3 separate regions of the Mus musculus genome follow, and regions 2 and 3 are each linked to region 1. A link is a loop called in an ENCODE intact Hi-C map of the cell type or tissue named here. Cell type or tissue: heart. All regions are shown on one strand.

What was found. Hi-C counts contacts between places; a loop is a spot of excess contacts. Peaks named below come from ENCODE experiments on the same cell type or tissue, not always from the same donor. Only the 100,000 strongest peaks of a DNase experiment are listed, where the experiment ranks them.
Region 2: it touches region 1 in a loop (2.1-fold over the local background); 5 of 42 quality-filtered maps call a loop at or near these places.
Region 3: it touches region 1 in a loop (1.9-fold over the local background); 5 of 42 quality-filtered maps call a loop at or near these places.

Annotation. Positions count from the first base shown.
Region 1 is chr8:33,801,324-33,806,323 of GRCm38, reverse strand. All of the region lies in intron 6 of Rbpms (RNA binding protein gene with multiple splicing), which reads left to right. Among named protein-coding and RNA genes, the nearest start is that of Smim18, 56 kb to the right of the region's middle. In heart, CTCF peaks have their summits at 1,176 (motif pointing right) and 2,239 (motif pointing right); DNase peaks (open chromatin) are centred at 833, 1,493, 1,763, 2,653 and 1 weaker place; H3K27ac peaks cover 1,976 bases.
Region 2 is chr8:33,893,333-33,898,332 of GRCm38, reverse strand. The region is part of intron 1 of Rbpms (RNA binding protein gene with multiple splicing); the gene reads left to right. Among named protein-coding and RNA genes, the nearest start is that of Gm51528, 28 kb to the left of the region's middle. In heart, CTCF peaks have their summits at 2,371 (motif pointing right) and 4,773 (motif pointing right); DNase peaks (open chromatin) are centred at 212 and 292; H3K27ac peaks cover 2,595 bases.
Region 3 is chr8:33,902,489-33,907,488 of GRCm38, reverse strand. All of the region lies in intron 1 of Rbpms (RNA binding protein gene with multiple splicing), which reads left to right. Among named protein-coding and RNA genes, the nearest start is that of Gm51528, 19 kb to the left of the region's middle. RefSeq lists an enhancer at 420-3,668. In heart, a CTCF peak has its summit at 2,062 (motif pointing left); DNase peaks (open chromatin) are centred at 357, 1,478, 3,568 and 4,548; H3K4me3 peaks cover 4,443 bases; H3K27ac peaks cover 5,000 bases.

The DNA.
Region 1 (5,000 bases):
TAATGTGTGCTTGGCGTGTGTGGATTAAAAGGCTTGCGCTCTTGTCCCCAGGGAGCTGAGAGACCAGAGAGAGGCTTCCATGGAGAAGCCTGAAACATATTCTAGGAAAGACAAAAGCTTGTTCATTGCCCAGTGTGTGGCAAAGGTAGCCATCTGCTGCGAGCTTCTCTTGCTTAGTTAAGAACAGTCTGAGGCATAGGAAGGTTCCTCTCCCCCGGATGCTGTGGTTCCCTGAGGTCTGTCTCGTATGAGGATAATAATCAGAGCTGACCTTCACCCTTGGAAGTAACCCCTCATTTGATTGACCTATGGAAAATGCCAGTCATTAACAAGTAAAACACTTGTACGTATTTCTCACTAATCCTCCATTCCGCCTGGCCTTTTAAAACTTGCGGGGCTATGGGGCTGACGAGATGGCTCCTCAGGCTTGCTGCCAAAGCCTGTGTTCAGTCCTCAGGACCCACACGATGGAAGAGAGAACTGACTTCCGGTTGTCCCTTGCCTTCTACACACAAATGCACACTAGACAAATACAGTCGATCTTTTTAGCTTATCAGCCCGGTCAGGTGGGGCTATGTTTATTTTGCCTGGTATTTGTTTCCAGGGCTTGGTGAAACATGTTGCACAGGACAGTCCTGGTTAAGGCCCCTGTAAGAAACCCCTGTGAGCAGCCCCAAGTGCTTAGGGCTGAGTGCTCTTTAACTCTAAATCTGACAGAGCAGTGGGTTTCTTGCCTGCATTGGCAGCTGCCCTTCTGAGCTGCTCTCCGGGGGCCTATCAGCTGTAGGCAGGCAGGAAGCCCTCAGTCAGTGCCTGTGCCACAGGCCAAAATATCCTCCCTGGGGAAGCTACACAGCAGTGTGAGGAATGAGGAAAAACGTGCTGAAGGTGGCAGGGAGTGGCCGGCAGTGGCCGTGGTCCAGGAAACAAGCTGAAGTCAACGACCAGACGTGCCTTTTGCTTTTCTGTGCTCTGCCCAGTATCCCTGCCTCAGTATTCAGTAGCCGTCATAGCCGACAGATAGCGGGCAAGTGGGGGGCTAAATTGTGACTGTCTGTCACTTAGTCCTTTATATTTTTGATCTTTGTTGACAGCAAAGAGCAACTAAAAGCCCCTTTTGTGTGTGTCCCATACCTCATGTGCGGGTGCTGTGCCCCCTCTCAAAAGGAGCAACCAACAGTTGAGGCCACTAGGGGCAGGCATGCATCATAGAATGATAGAAGGTTACACATAGTCTATAGAATCTGTGGCTTTGGGTAGTCCGCAACCAGGCCATTCACCACTGCCCTGGAGAATCAGGACCTGGCAGTGTCCAGAAAGAACGGGGATCGCTGGCTCTGGTCCTGATGTAACAGATGGACTCAGGAGTGACTGGGGAATATGGAGGGTGAAGGTTCTAACAAGGATCTCGTGGGAGAGTTAGGAAGTCTACGCCACTGAGAAAGGATGGAGAGACAGTGCAAGATTCGCTGGATCTTGGCCGTGTGCCTCACTGGCTCGCATCACCTAGATGGCCCCCTTCTCTTGAGACTTACCCAGCCCGGCATCCTCTTGACTCAGCCATCAGCCTAGACTGGGTGGAACTCTGACCTGCGGTGGTGAGAGGCCTGTGTCTTGGAATCCCACTTCTTCTCTGGAGTCACTTAAGAGAACATTCTTGTCGAATGTATTGGTCCAGGCTGGGACTTGGAGTGACCCAGTAGAGGCTTTATAGACAGCAGGCCCAGCCCATTGTACAATGAGGAAACGGGTCTGAGAAGATGGAAGGTTGTCCCCAAAGCGCAGCGCTTCCACAGGTGACCCGAGCAAGTGTCACCTGTTCTCCTTGCTGGCTAACACAGCAAGGCGCTGGCTCACCAGAGACTTGCTCTTACTGGAATTTCGGAGAGGCCTCGCTCTAATGACTCCTTGGAACTTTCCCCTCTAAGTAGATGAGAAATCTGTCAGAAGAGACTCTGAGGCAAAGATGGCTTCCGAGATGCTAACTGGAGGGAGCAGAGTGGGCGGCCCCTTACTAGCCGAGTGGTGTTTTGTTCTGGAAACTTAATGTTTTGGAGAGTCTTCTAGTTTTATTTTTTATTTTTTTTATTTTTTGATTGTTGTGCTCTGTTTTGAGACGTGGATTTTTTTTTTTCTTCTAGTGTTTCTCTCCAGAGGCAAAGCCCAACACACCTGTCTTTTGTCCACTTCTTCAGCAGATTAGATTTGTCTCTGGGAATGTGTTTGTCACATATCAACCTACTGCAGACCAGCAGAGGGAGCTCCCGTGTTGAATTTATTAGCAACCCCCTCCCTCCCCCTTTTGCAAAAAAAAACTATTTCTTGATAATATTTGAGAGCTTTCAATAAAAATTTTAATCAGAGCAAAAAAAAATGGTCTCAAGTAGACTACAGCGTTTTTGGTTTTTTTTTTTATGTTTTCACGGTGCTACAATTTTGGAGCCGAGGTATTTCATCTCTGGCTGAGGTTTGTGAGGGAGGACCAGGCCCATAGCAACTGAGTTGTATGTCCCATGGGAGCAGACTCTGAAAGAGTGCCCCAGGAGACTGTGCCCAGGGCCCGGGCCTCATCGACGCTGCTGCCTGTTTCTTGAGCTCCGGAGCCACCCTGAGTTTTACACTAGAAGATGCTCGTGCCAACAAGTCATCCGCCACCGGAAGTGCTCGCATCCGAACAAGGCTGACAGATCTCCCTAGTGGACACATCCTCCTTGCCTTCCTGCTCTGCTCCTAAGGAAGGGAGGAGCCAAGAAACGGGACCTGCCCTTAAAACGGAGTTGGATCCACTTCTGGTTCAATTCTAGCCGTGAGCAGCCATTCTCCGCTCTGGTTTAAAGGTCTTTCTGTGCCACCAGATGCCAGTGGTTCTGATCTAATGGTGGCACACACCTGTCATCCCTGTGCGTGGGAGGCAGAGACAGAAGACTCCAGAGCGCCTAGCCAGCCTGTGCTTTAGTAAGATTCTTTCACAACTCCCACCTTCTCCAAGTTGGATGAAGAGACAGGACAGCAAAGCACGGGTGCTGCCTTAGCATTTTATACAGAGAATGGTGTGGCTCTGTAGCCAGTGTCAGAAATCTGTCATTAGCATTTTTAAATGATTATCTAGCCTCAAGGCCATGGATGTGTAACGTTTGCAAACTACACTGTGTGACTCACTGGGCAGCAGAGACATGTTTCATCTTCCACTTTCCGGAAGGGGAAGACGACATACAGACCCTCGGTCACCGGTCTGCCTTGTGAATCTGCTGGTCTCACCTCATAGCATTGGTGGAGCCCCTGTCCCCCACCCCCACTAGAGCAGCCCCAGAGCTGGGCCTGAATGATTGTCAGGGAAGCGAGGTCGAGGAAGGTCCTGAGGTCAGCTGTTTCAGGGGGCTCCTCCCCAAGGGACAGACACTCTGTAAATTATTGCAGACTTCTCAGGTGTGCATCTTGAGACATCCCTGAGGCACCCCTGGAAAATTTTTTTTTAGAGGTTTCACTCCAAACAAATTGAGAGCTAGTCCACAGGAAACTGCCACAGGCAAACAAATAAAGAACTTAGATGGACAGACGGACAGACTTCGAGGCTGTCTGGGTTACTTGCAGGTCTGTACCCATTTGTCACCAGAGCTGGGTGTTTGTTTACCCAGTAGTGTGTAACTGTCTTCTCTTTCCATTTTGATGTGTGTGCTGTGAATATATGCGAGGGCAGTCATGCAGTCTAGACCCAGTTCATTGAGGACCAGGCTCTGTCTCAAGCCCAGAGCTCACTGACGCGGTGGGACTCTCTAGCTAGCTTGCTCCAGAGAATACCCTGCCTCCATCTTTCAAGGCAGACTTAAACAATACTCTGAGCCATCTTCCCAGCCCCACGATAAAACTAACAAGAATTGGATTACAGTGTTTTTTTGTTTGTTTTAATTATTTCTCATCTTGCTGTTAGTCGCTACTGCCCTGTGGAGAACAGAGAACATAGACTTAAGGTTTGGGCACACAAGGTATTTCCTCAAGAGCACAAGGGTTTAGGGACCCTGGGAAACTGTGGTGCCTGGTTTGGGCCCCATTGACCAAGGTTTCATACTCTGTATTGCTCATCTTCCGCTGAGCAGGTAGTAGCAAGTTTAGTGCTGTTGGCCAGTCCTGTCAGGACCGTCAACTAGGCCTTTCTGACCCCTAGAAGGAGTTTAATGTCTTAGTAATATCCTTTCTCAGAAGTCAGGGAGGGGCATGGAAATTTGGGGTGTGTACTGCTATGAACCACAGATCCCCTTTCTCAGTCCTGGCTTGTCCTTGAACACTCGCTGTTCCTCATGTCCCCCCAGGACTGCCCTAAGGGGCTGAGGGAAGCCTAGGCCTTACTGAGCAGTGGCACCCCCCACCCTGCAGGTCTGTGAGCTCACGGTTGTGGAAGGCACCCCTACATACTGTGACTCTCTAGTCTTCAATGCCTGACAGGCTTTCCGGAGTGGGAACCCTGGCCGTCTGTGGAGGCTGGAGTTGTAGGGGCCAGTACCCACCTCAGCTGGTCAAGTTGCAGTCCTTTCTTCCTGCGGGCCCTCCTTTAGGCAGTGGTAGTACAGGGCCATGTGCGGGTTCCAGGGCTGCCTGGCCAACCTCAGCCTTAAACATCTCAGAGCTTCAGGAACGTGGGGCTAAGAATCTTAAAGCGTTAGTAATGTCTGGTGCGTTGTAGTGACTTGCAGTTTGGGTTTTTATGTTGCTTACTTTCCTTTGGCTGGATTTATTTATTTGTTTATTTATTTGCTTTCAGTACTGGGGATAGAGCGTTCTAGACAAGCATTTCACCCCTTCCCCTCTTCTCCCCCCACCCCCAAGTTTAGCCTTTTTTAAGGAAATGTTTGAACTTTCTGCATAGAAAGGGACTCGGCCCAAGCTTCCTGCTCTCCTGGCTTGGTAAAAGAACAAAAGCCACCTGAGACACCAAAGCCAGAAACCAGAAGAGTGACAATCAGGGAGAAATGCATTATCAGAGGACAGGTGTCTCACTGCTGCCC
Region 2 (5,000 bases), 92 kb before region 1:
AGGGGATCCGGCTCCAGGGCGTCGAGCAGTAAAGTGTATCCTACAGAATCCATGCTGGGGTCGCCCCTGCCTTGAAGCGTCCCAGCTTCTCCAGCTGGTTCCTGCAGGCACAGAATCAAGCCCGGGCTCCGTGACCACTTCCCTTCCTAGCAGTGTCTCCTGGGCTTTATTTTCCACTGTTGGAGATCTAGACTTAGACAACTGAAACGCTTGCCCCTTATCTGTTTCCATCACCTTGTGGGTATTTATAGGTTAACAGTTCTCTGTTTGTTTGAAGACCTGTCTGGCCTGGTGTGTGTGTGTGTGTGTGTGTGTGTGTGTGTGTGTGTGTGTGTGTGTGTGTACACATGGGTCCTGGTTGCCTAGCTACCTCTGAGAGGACCTGGTGAGGCCTGGTGTGGAAAGGAGAAGCAGGAGTTAGGCCTGCCTTTCTCAGTGCGGTGGGGCCATCCACTGTGGCACAAAAGGCCACTTCCCCTGTGTTCCTGCTTCTTTGCTCCCTTTTTTCCCCATCTTACTGTTTCTCATTTCTGCTTATATGTCGCGTCCACCGTGACCAAAGAATCAGTGGGATACGTCGGAGGGTGAAGGACTTTCCTGGAGAAGTAAAGGTTAGCTTAGATTTTTCTGAGACAAGCTATCGAATCAGTTGGGAAGAGAGAAGATGCTGGGGGGTGGGACGGAGGGGAGAAAAGCACACATTAATAGTTTTTAAGGAATCTAATCAGAGAATGCAGTCAAGATTTCTGTAGTCTCTGCCGGGCATGGTGGCACACGCCTTTAATCCCAGCACCCGGGAGGCAGAGGCAGGCGGATTTCTGAGTTTGAGGCCAGCCTGGTCTACAGAGTGAGTTCCAGGAAAGCCAGGGCTATACAGAGAAGCCCTGTCTCGAAAAACCAAAAAAAAAAAAAAAAAAAAAATTTCTGTAGTCTACCTTTGAGTCCTTCAGTTTTGGTTTGACACACCCAGCTTCCTGTCTGGCTTCCGCTTATCAGCTATTGCCTCCCTTACCCACAGGAAGTATATATCCTAAGACACCCCCCCACCCCCCACCCCACACACACTCAAGTGGATAGCTGGGATGCCAGGTAGTGCCTGTTGTATTAGTTTTTCCTTTCTTGGTTGAATATGAGCCTGGAAGATGAGTAATACAAAGAAAACAAGCTTATTTTTCTATCTCAGTTTTGGAGGTACAGTGGTACTGACCACTGTTTGGATCTAGTGAGGGAAGCCAGCGAACCAGGAAAAGTTGGGCTTGCTTATATAGGACACCGCACTCAAGCTCTACCCCCCAATATTTTGTGCATGTGTGCCGCTGAAGAGAGCATTAGATGTCCCTGAAGTTGGAGTGACAAGCAGTTCTATAGTGGCTGACTGGTACTGGAAACCCAACATGTCCTCGGAAGAGGTCTTGCTTCCTTCCTCCTTCACTAGCTCCTATTTCCCTAGCCCTCTCCCCCTATTTCCCATCTCACTCTAGCTTGGCTGTTGTGGAACTTGCTTTACAGACCAGGCTGGCCTCAGATTCAGAGATCTGCCTGAAAAAGAGCATGTGTCCTCTTAACCACTGAGCATCGCTAGCCCCAGGACTTACTGGTTAAATTTATACTTCAAGCAGTTTAACAACAATCGCTGTTTTACAAGTAGAATAAGATCACCGACAACAATTATGAAAGACATCTAAAATGTTTATCCCTGTGCTGGAAAAGGATGCTGTGGCTTCTCAGGCATACCTCTTTTTGTACTTGGGGGGTCATTAAGTTAGAGTGGAGCAAGCGTCACGGTGACCTGACTGTTGAAATAGTTGAGGCGGCTGTCCGATGAAAGTGGGGTTTGTAGACAGTGCTGGATGGACAGAGGGGTGATTCACATCCTGAGCGAGATTTCCTCATGAGACTCAGAACAGAATGCAAGTCAAATTTACGGCTTGTTTATTTCTGGAATTTTCCATTTAATCGGTTCAGGCCATAGGTTACTGCAGCTATCAAACTGGGGAGAGCGAAGCCGTGTCTGAAAGAGGGAAGCTACTTCGTTTCTTTGAGGCTAGTTGTTAGGTGTGACAGTATGATTTACAGTTGGGTTCCAGTTACATCACTAAGTATAAAGCTCAGACCCCGATAGAACTTGAATAATGAAGTCAGGAGTGGGAAGCCACTTCCGTGTTACTGTTTGGAAAAGGACTGGGCTGTAAAATGAAGACTGTTAGAAATCAGTCTATAATCCCAACTTTTATGAAACGGGAAACCTCATTTAAACCAGTTACCTAAAGTGTCTGATTGGTTTAGACTCCTAACTAGGTGTGCCTGTAGTTAGCTGTACTCCCTGGCTGGGTGGATTTTATGTGTCTGTGTGCCACATACATGCATGCAGTGCTCACGGTGACCAGCAGAGGGCTCATGGGATTTTCTGGAGCAGCGGTTACAGACAGTTGTGAGCTGCTGGGTGCTGGGAATTGAAGATGTGCCCCTAAGCTGAGTTTCTAGACATGCGCCTGGTAGCTTTTAGCCTCTCTGTTTGTGAGAAAAGAATAATAGTGCCAGCACCTGCTCTGAGGAGTTGTGAGCCCCCCCCCCCCTGCACAGAAACTATTGGGGGGAAAACCAATACTCTTTACTTGCAAATGTTCTAACACAGAGTGACCCTGATGCCTGGACAGTAACGCAAAGCCCCGTGAAAGCAATTAATGCTCAGTGACTGACTTCTCGTCTGCTGTGTCCTTGAGTCATGAGCATCTGTTCACAAACTTTACACAGCTTTTATTTTTCGGAAAACAAACACACAGCATTAGCCTGTTATTAAATATTAACTGCTAGGGCCGGTGAGATCGGTCAGCAGGTAAAAGTGCTTGCCACGCCTGCCGGACAGCCTCGCTTCAGTCCCTCATGGGGACCCAGGTATTCACTAATGCCCACAACAGTTCCTTTACCCCCACCCCCAATTCTGTTTTCTTAATCTTCTTGTTTTCTCTCTCTCTCTCTCTTTCTCTCTCTCTCTCTCTCTCTCTCTCTCTCTGAGAAGTGAGCATAGGCTGTCTCATGTGAAGGCCACGCTCTGCCACCGAGCTACATGCCCCGCCGCAGTAGTGTATGTGATTAGCCACCAAGGCAGATCGCCTCCCCGTGAGCTGCTTTCAAGTAAGGATATATGAAGTGAAGGCTCTGGTACGTGAGGGAGCTGGAGAAATACAGTCTGAGGGTCTTGACAGGTGTTAGGCTGGGTGCTGATGCTTCCCAGGGGTCTCACTGCAGCTCGGAGTAAGGAAGGCTTCTTAGGTTCAGACTCTCTTTCCTCGTGGGAGGGGGCAGTCATCCTTTTAATTTTGTGGTAGAAAATTAAAATGAGTTTCTCTGAAGTGTGTGTGTGTGTTTTCTTGTAAAAGATTAGTTGAGAGAAATTAGCTATCTAGCCTATGGATGGAGCACTCTACCCCCAGCTCCCGTTTGGAGAGAAAGCTTCTTGGGAAACCTTGCTTCCAAACGGGAGGGTTGGACACTCAGTAAATCAGGAACATTGGGAGTCTGGTCTAGGTGGCAGGCTTACATAATGCGACTTGAATATACCTTAGGCAAAAACCTTGTCTTAGTCAGTTGGAGGAGTTATATTATTGGGGGGTCGGGGTTTACTTATTGAGTGAAGAGACACCATGACCAAGGCCAAGGCAACTCTTCCAAAAGAGAGCATTTAATTGGGACTTGTTTACAGTTGGAGATGACTAGTCCATTATCATGGAGGGAGTGTGGCAACAGGTATTCTAGCTTTAAATCCTGATCTGTAGACAGACACACCAGACACACACACACACACACACACACACACACACACACACACACACACACACACACACGAGTGAGGGAGAGGGACACACAGAGGCAGACATTGTGCCTGGTGTGGGTGGCTTTTGAAACTTACCCCAGTAACAGCTCCAAGGTCACATCTCCTAATCCTTCCTGAGCAGTTCCACAGACCAGAGACTAAGCATGCAGATATTTCAGCCCATGGGGGCTGCTCTCAATTAGACCACCACACAGGACTATCTCAGACTTTATTTATTCATGTTTATGAGTGCTTTGCCTGTGTGTACCGCATGCATATATTGCCCTTAAACGCAAAATACAGGGCTCCCCTAGAATTGGAGTTAATGGTAATTATAGTTAGCTGCCATGCAGGTATCTGGACTCTAACCTGGTCCTCTGAAAGAAGAGTAGCCTGAGCTCTTAACCACTGAGCTATCTCTAGCTCCCTAAAAGGGTTGTAAAACAAGTAGGGGTTTTGTTGTTGTTGTTTTGAGACATAGTCTTACAATATATAGGCCAGGCTGGAGTTGGAATCAAAGTGGTCTGTCTGCCTCTGCCTCCCAAGTGCTGGGGTGACAGACTTGTACCATCATACCTGTCGGGTGTGGTAGCACACGCCTTTAATCCCAGCATTTGGGAGGCAGAGGCAGGCGGATTTCTGAGTTCGAGGCCAGCCTGGTCTACAAAGTGAGTTCCAGGACAGCCAGGGCTATATAGAGAAGCCCTGTCTCAAAACAAAACAAAACAAGACAAAAAACTTATTTTTTGAGACAGGATCTCGTCTTAGCTCTGGCTGTCTTGGAATTCACTTTGTAGACCAGGCTGGCCCTGAACTCATAATGCTTTGCCTGTCCTGCCCTGGAGAGCTGGGATTAGAGGTGTGTGCCCCCATGCCCAGCAGTACTTTTTATTTTTATGTGTGAGTGACTTAGAAGCACAGTATGTGCATCACTTCTGTATCTGTTGCCTTCAGAGGCCAGAAGAGGGCATCAGGTCCCCTGGAACTACAGTTACACATGGCTTTGACCTTATCTATAGATGCTGGGAATTGAACCCGTGTCCTCTGGAAGAGCACGTTTTCTTTAACCGTTGAGCTATTTAAAAAGACCTTTCCTTCTATTTTTTTTTAATTAATTTATTTATTTATTATATGTAAGTACACTGTAGCTGTCTTCAGACACTCCAGAAGAGGCAGTCAGATCTTG
Region 3 (5,000 bases), 100 kb before region 1:
TGTGGATTACAGCCTCACCAAGGAAGCAGAGAAGGAAGAGCTAGGGAATGGAGCCACCCATGGTGGGCAGGTCTTGCCACCTCCATTAATGGCAATTAAGGTAATTCCTTTCAGGTATATCCAGGGTCTGATCTTCCAGGAGTTTCTAGATTTTAATCAAGTTAGTAATTATTTTGTTTGCTCATCCATCTGTTGAGGAGCGTTTGTGTGGTTGCCCTTTGTGGGGTGGGGGAAGTTTCATTTGACCTCCAGCTTCCTGGATTTCTAAGGGCCTGGTGTGCACTCTTCATTCCTCGGCGTCCTGTTCCAGTTTACCTATGGGATGGGCGTTCTTTGTGCCCCTGTCAGGCTGCAGTTGGGCACCCACTCACCGTGTTCACGGATCTGCCCGCTCCAGTGTGGTGGCTTTTTAGAGGTGGTGTTCAGATCATGGGTTCCACCTGGAAGGAATCGACTCCATGGTAGTTCTCCCTGACTGGTGGGCTGGTGGCTTGTTAGAAAGCAGTCTCTGTGTCGTGAAGAGCAGCTTGCGCTCTAGTTGGGACACACCAAGTCACTAGAATCCTGCATCAGATAAGCCTCTTTACAAGCCTTTCTGAAGTGTCTGACATTAGCGATTAGTTTTGGCTTGCCTTGCTCTGAGACAGAGCTGGCCTTGAACTCGTGATCCTCTCATTTCTAACTTCCTGCTTTCAAGGCTTGCAGGCTAGTGTTTTAAAGTGTACAATTGTTGCTCTTTATTTACAGTATACGACTTCAAGATATCTTAGAGCCTCAAAATACTTAACAATTGTGACTCATTTTGAGGTTTTGTGCTCATTTCAGAAAATAAAACACAACCTTTCACTTGATGCAACAGTTTTATATATTAAAAAAAAAAGTCCAATCCTCCATTGACTGTATAGGTTGTTGCTTCCTCCCTCCTGGTTTCTTCTTTTTCTTCTTTCTTTCCTCCTCTCTTCTCTCTCTTTCTCGACAAGGTCTTTCTTTGTCTTGGCTCTCTGCTGAATCTTGGCTGCCCCAGAACTCAGGCTGGCCTCGAACTCAGAGAGATCTCCTACCTCTACTTTCAGAATTCTGGGATTAAAGATGGGCACCGCCCCTGGCTTGTTTTGCTCTTTACTGGCATAGTAATCGCAGTTGCTCCGTTTCTTTCCTGGGAAGAAGAAAGCACATTTCACCCCCTTTTGTGTGTCTACGGCAGGCCCCGCTCTGGGCTTTGCCTCTCTCCTGTCATAGACTGTTCAAGTGGGAGTCGCAGTTATTTTAAGGTCTGGAATTTTGTGGGGACTCTGTGGGAGATAGGAGAGGGAGGGGAGCCTGTCCCTCACTTGCTGTCAAAATTGAGAAATAACTTGCCTCCCTCCTGCTCATTAGGCTTGTCTGGCCTGGAGCCAGGTGCCCAAGGAAGGTGTCCAGCTCCCTCTCCATCTTGCTATAACTAAGTTTAATTAATCAGGGATCTCCCCCACCCCCACTCTTGGAGTGGATTCCACGGGAAGGAATGAGTTAATATTTGCAGAGGCCTCTGGAAATGTTAAGTGCTTGGTGGCATTCTTATCTGCTCTCTAGCATGATCTCCTTATAAGGCTGTCCCCTGAGCTGAGGACCTGAAGTGCTGAGCCACCCCAGAGCCCAGGTGACTGTGGCAGTCCGGGACAGCCAGCCAGCCTTCCTAGGGTGGGCTCCGGTGTCCTATTTTAATACTAGTGATACCACATTTTGCTAATTGTTAGTGTTGGTCTCACAACTGCGTCCCCCCCACGTCTTACAGAATCTATTTTTAGTGTCTTCATGATTCTTGTTCCCCCAGCACCAATTATAGTCAAATCCATTTGGATAGAAGCGTTCATTCAGTCAAAGTTAGGTTCTTAAATTTTCTTTTCCTGGAAAACTTACTCTTTAAACAAACAACAACAACAACAAAACAAAAAAAACCAACGGGATGGAGAGATGGAGAGGTTAAGAGCACTGGCTGCTTTTCCGGAGGTCCTGAATTCAAATCCCAGCAACCACATGGTGGCTCACAATCATCTGCAATGTGATCTGACGCCCTCTTCTGGTGTGCCTGAGGACAGCTACAGTGTACTTAGATATAATAAATAAGTAAATCTAAATAAATAAATAAATAAAACCCCTATTAAAAAGTAAAACACATTCCAGTAGTGCCTTATGTACGTTACAAATCAATAAATTAGTATGTGTAGATATATTTTTAGTGCTGTGGCTTAACTTAGATGGTAGAGAGTTTGTGTAGAATGCCTGTAGCTATGGGTTAATCTACAGCACAGAACCATAGTGGTGCCTGCCTGTAATCTCAGTTACATTCAGAGTTAAAGGAATGTAAATGTCTGTCTTCTGTCTGTCTGTCTCTGTTCCTTTTTCTCTGTGTTTCCCCCTTTTTCTTCCCCATCCCCCACTGCCTGCCTGTCCATCTCATAGCCAGAGTGTCCTTGAACTCACTTTGGAACTGAAGATGGCCCTAAACTTTTGATCTTTCTTCCCCCATCCACTGAGTCCTCAGTAGACCCCATAGGCTGCTTACTGCCTACATATGTTGTTGGTGGTGATTGAACCTGGGTGTTTTTGCTTGTTAAGACCACGTAGTCTGCTGATTTTCCTGTATCAGCCTTTTAATGTAGATCTATACAGATGTTTCTTTCTTTTTTTTTTTTGTTTTTAATATTCTGTAAACATGGGAATTTGCAAAAATCAAAAGTGAATCTTCCAGATTTTTCTCTTGGTTGTCAGTGTAGTGATAGCGATTTGTACTGTCACGAGCTTTGCGTGACGAATGGGAAGGCCCTAAATACAACTTGAGCTGAAGTTGGGGATTAGGTGTGGGATGCATTTAATTCCTCTGTGTGTGTGTTTGTGCATGCGTGCTTTTTAAAATAGGTCCTCGCGCTTGCATTTCTTCCTCTAAAGCTCTAGTACTTCAGCTGACACTGTTTTAATCGATCCCTGTTTCTCTAGAAGTGTTGACATCTACACTTGAATATTTAAACGTAAAATAGGAAGGATGACAGATAGCTCTTAGACTGTACCATGATGGATGCTCTTGCAGTTGAATACTGTTAAGACAAATATTTATAGACGGAGGAGGGTCAAGGGATTGGTAGGAGGCAGGGTACTGTTTCTTAAATCCTTGTTGACTTTTGACGGATTTGATCACCCTTTTTGCCCATCCCTCCCCCCTTTGTTTTTCAGTGTGGCCAGAATAAAAGGCATTGGGATATCGGTTATTCAGTAAGTTGTCTTAATGGCTACCAGCATTAACATTAACGAAACACTTGTGTTTATTGGGGCAAGTAGCTTGTAAGTAAATATCAACTCGATTTAGAGCCAAAGAACAAATATTTTTGGTGAGCCTTGGACCTCCTGTGTCCGAGTGAATGTTTTCAGGCAACCATTTGTTTATAGGAAATGGTTCAGAGTGGAGGAACTTTGGCCCGAGCAGCGGTGGGCAGTGGGACAAACTGGGCAGGGTCTGTTGCTGGTTAGTTCATTTGATTAGAACAGTATGCTAATGAACTCAAGGTCACTGGGCCATCTGTGTATGGGTCAGCTAACCCTGCTGGGATTCCAGACCTTGGCCCGGAGGCTGGGCGATGTATTTGTCCCTGGTCCTGAGGCTGGGGAGTGGATGTATGGATGTGAGCCCATCCACAGACCCTGCGGAAGAACTTGAAACAGATGCTTTGTAAGTTTTGCATAATAAGTGACAATCTTATTGAGAGTCCTGGGAAAAAGTATAAGGAAGGAAACTAAAATCACCTTCTATTCGTGAGCTGACAGAGGTTGCCTGTTGGGTTTTTCCATCGCTGGAGTTCTCTTGGCTTCTTTCTTTTCTCTAAGCCACCCCTCCGTGCTCCTGCCTTTCTTCCCCTTGGATTCCTGGTCAGCTGCTACTACTCCTTAGCGGTCTGCTCTGAATCTGCATCTCTTATCCTTCACCCCCACCTGTGGTGTCTCTCTCTCTCTCTCTCTCTCTCTCTCTCTCTCTCTCTCTCTCTCTCTCTCTCTCTCTCTCTCTCTCTCTCTCTCTCTCTCTCTCTCTCTCCTCTCTCCTCTCTCTCTCTCTCTCTCTCTCTCTCTCTCTCCTCTCTCTCCTCTCTCCTCTCTCCTCTCTTCTCCCTCTCCCCCTCCCCTGAGCTCCAGATTCCGATATTAACACCAGCATCCATACCACCTCCAAATGGGTGTCTCCGCTCAGTTCCAAAGCCCCGGAGTTGTGCTTGTATTTATCTCTATTTCCAGACCTGCCTTCCCATCTGCAGGAGTCTCCCTTCATCCCGTGGTCCATCTGTCTCTCCCCTCCTTTAGGAACCCATCATCTGTCTTCACTGCTCCCCAGAAGATCTCTTGATTTAACTCCATCTTCCCAGACACTGGACCAGTCTGGTCACCAGCAAACCATCACCATTTCCTGTCCCTAGACCTGCTTCCGTCCCTCCAAACCAGGGCCAAGAGAGTCTCCTGGAAAGAACGCTTCCTCTGTGGCCCCTCCCCTGCTGTGGCCCCTCCCCTGCTGTGGCCCCTCCCCTGCTTTACTCCAAGCCAAGCTTGAACGCAGAGGAAGGACATCCTGAGTGCTTTGTTTTGTTTTAACAGAGTAGAGGATCAAATCTGAGGCCTCCCTCCCACACGCTTGGAGGAGTCCAGCTTTGAGCTTCAAATGCCCCAGGACATCCTGATTTCCTTATCTGAAGTCCTGAGGTTTTTCAGTTTGGCTTTGCTTTAGCCTTATACTTAAAATAACCTCGTGCAGAGGGCTACATTTTAGTACAATGGATCTCCTTTCTAACAAACAGCCAAGAGATGTAACTTTACAGCAGGGGATTTTCAGAATTGGGAAATCCCTGCAAGCCAGGATATAGAGTGTTTCTTCCGGGTGCACTGGTTAGTTTGTGTCTTGGGAGTTGGAAGATGGGCAGTAGGCTAGCTCTGCCTCCTGCTGCTTCTTGGGTTTTCCTTTTGTCCTCCTCCGGGCTACATAA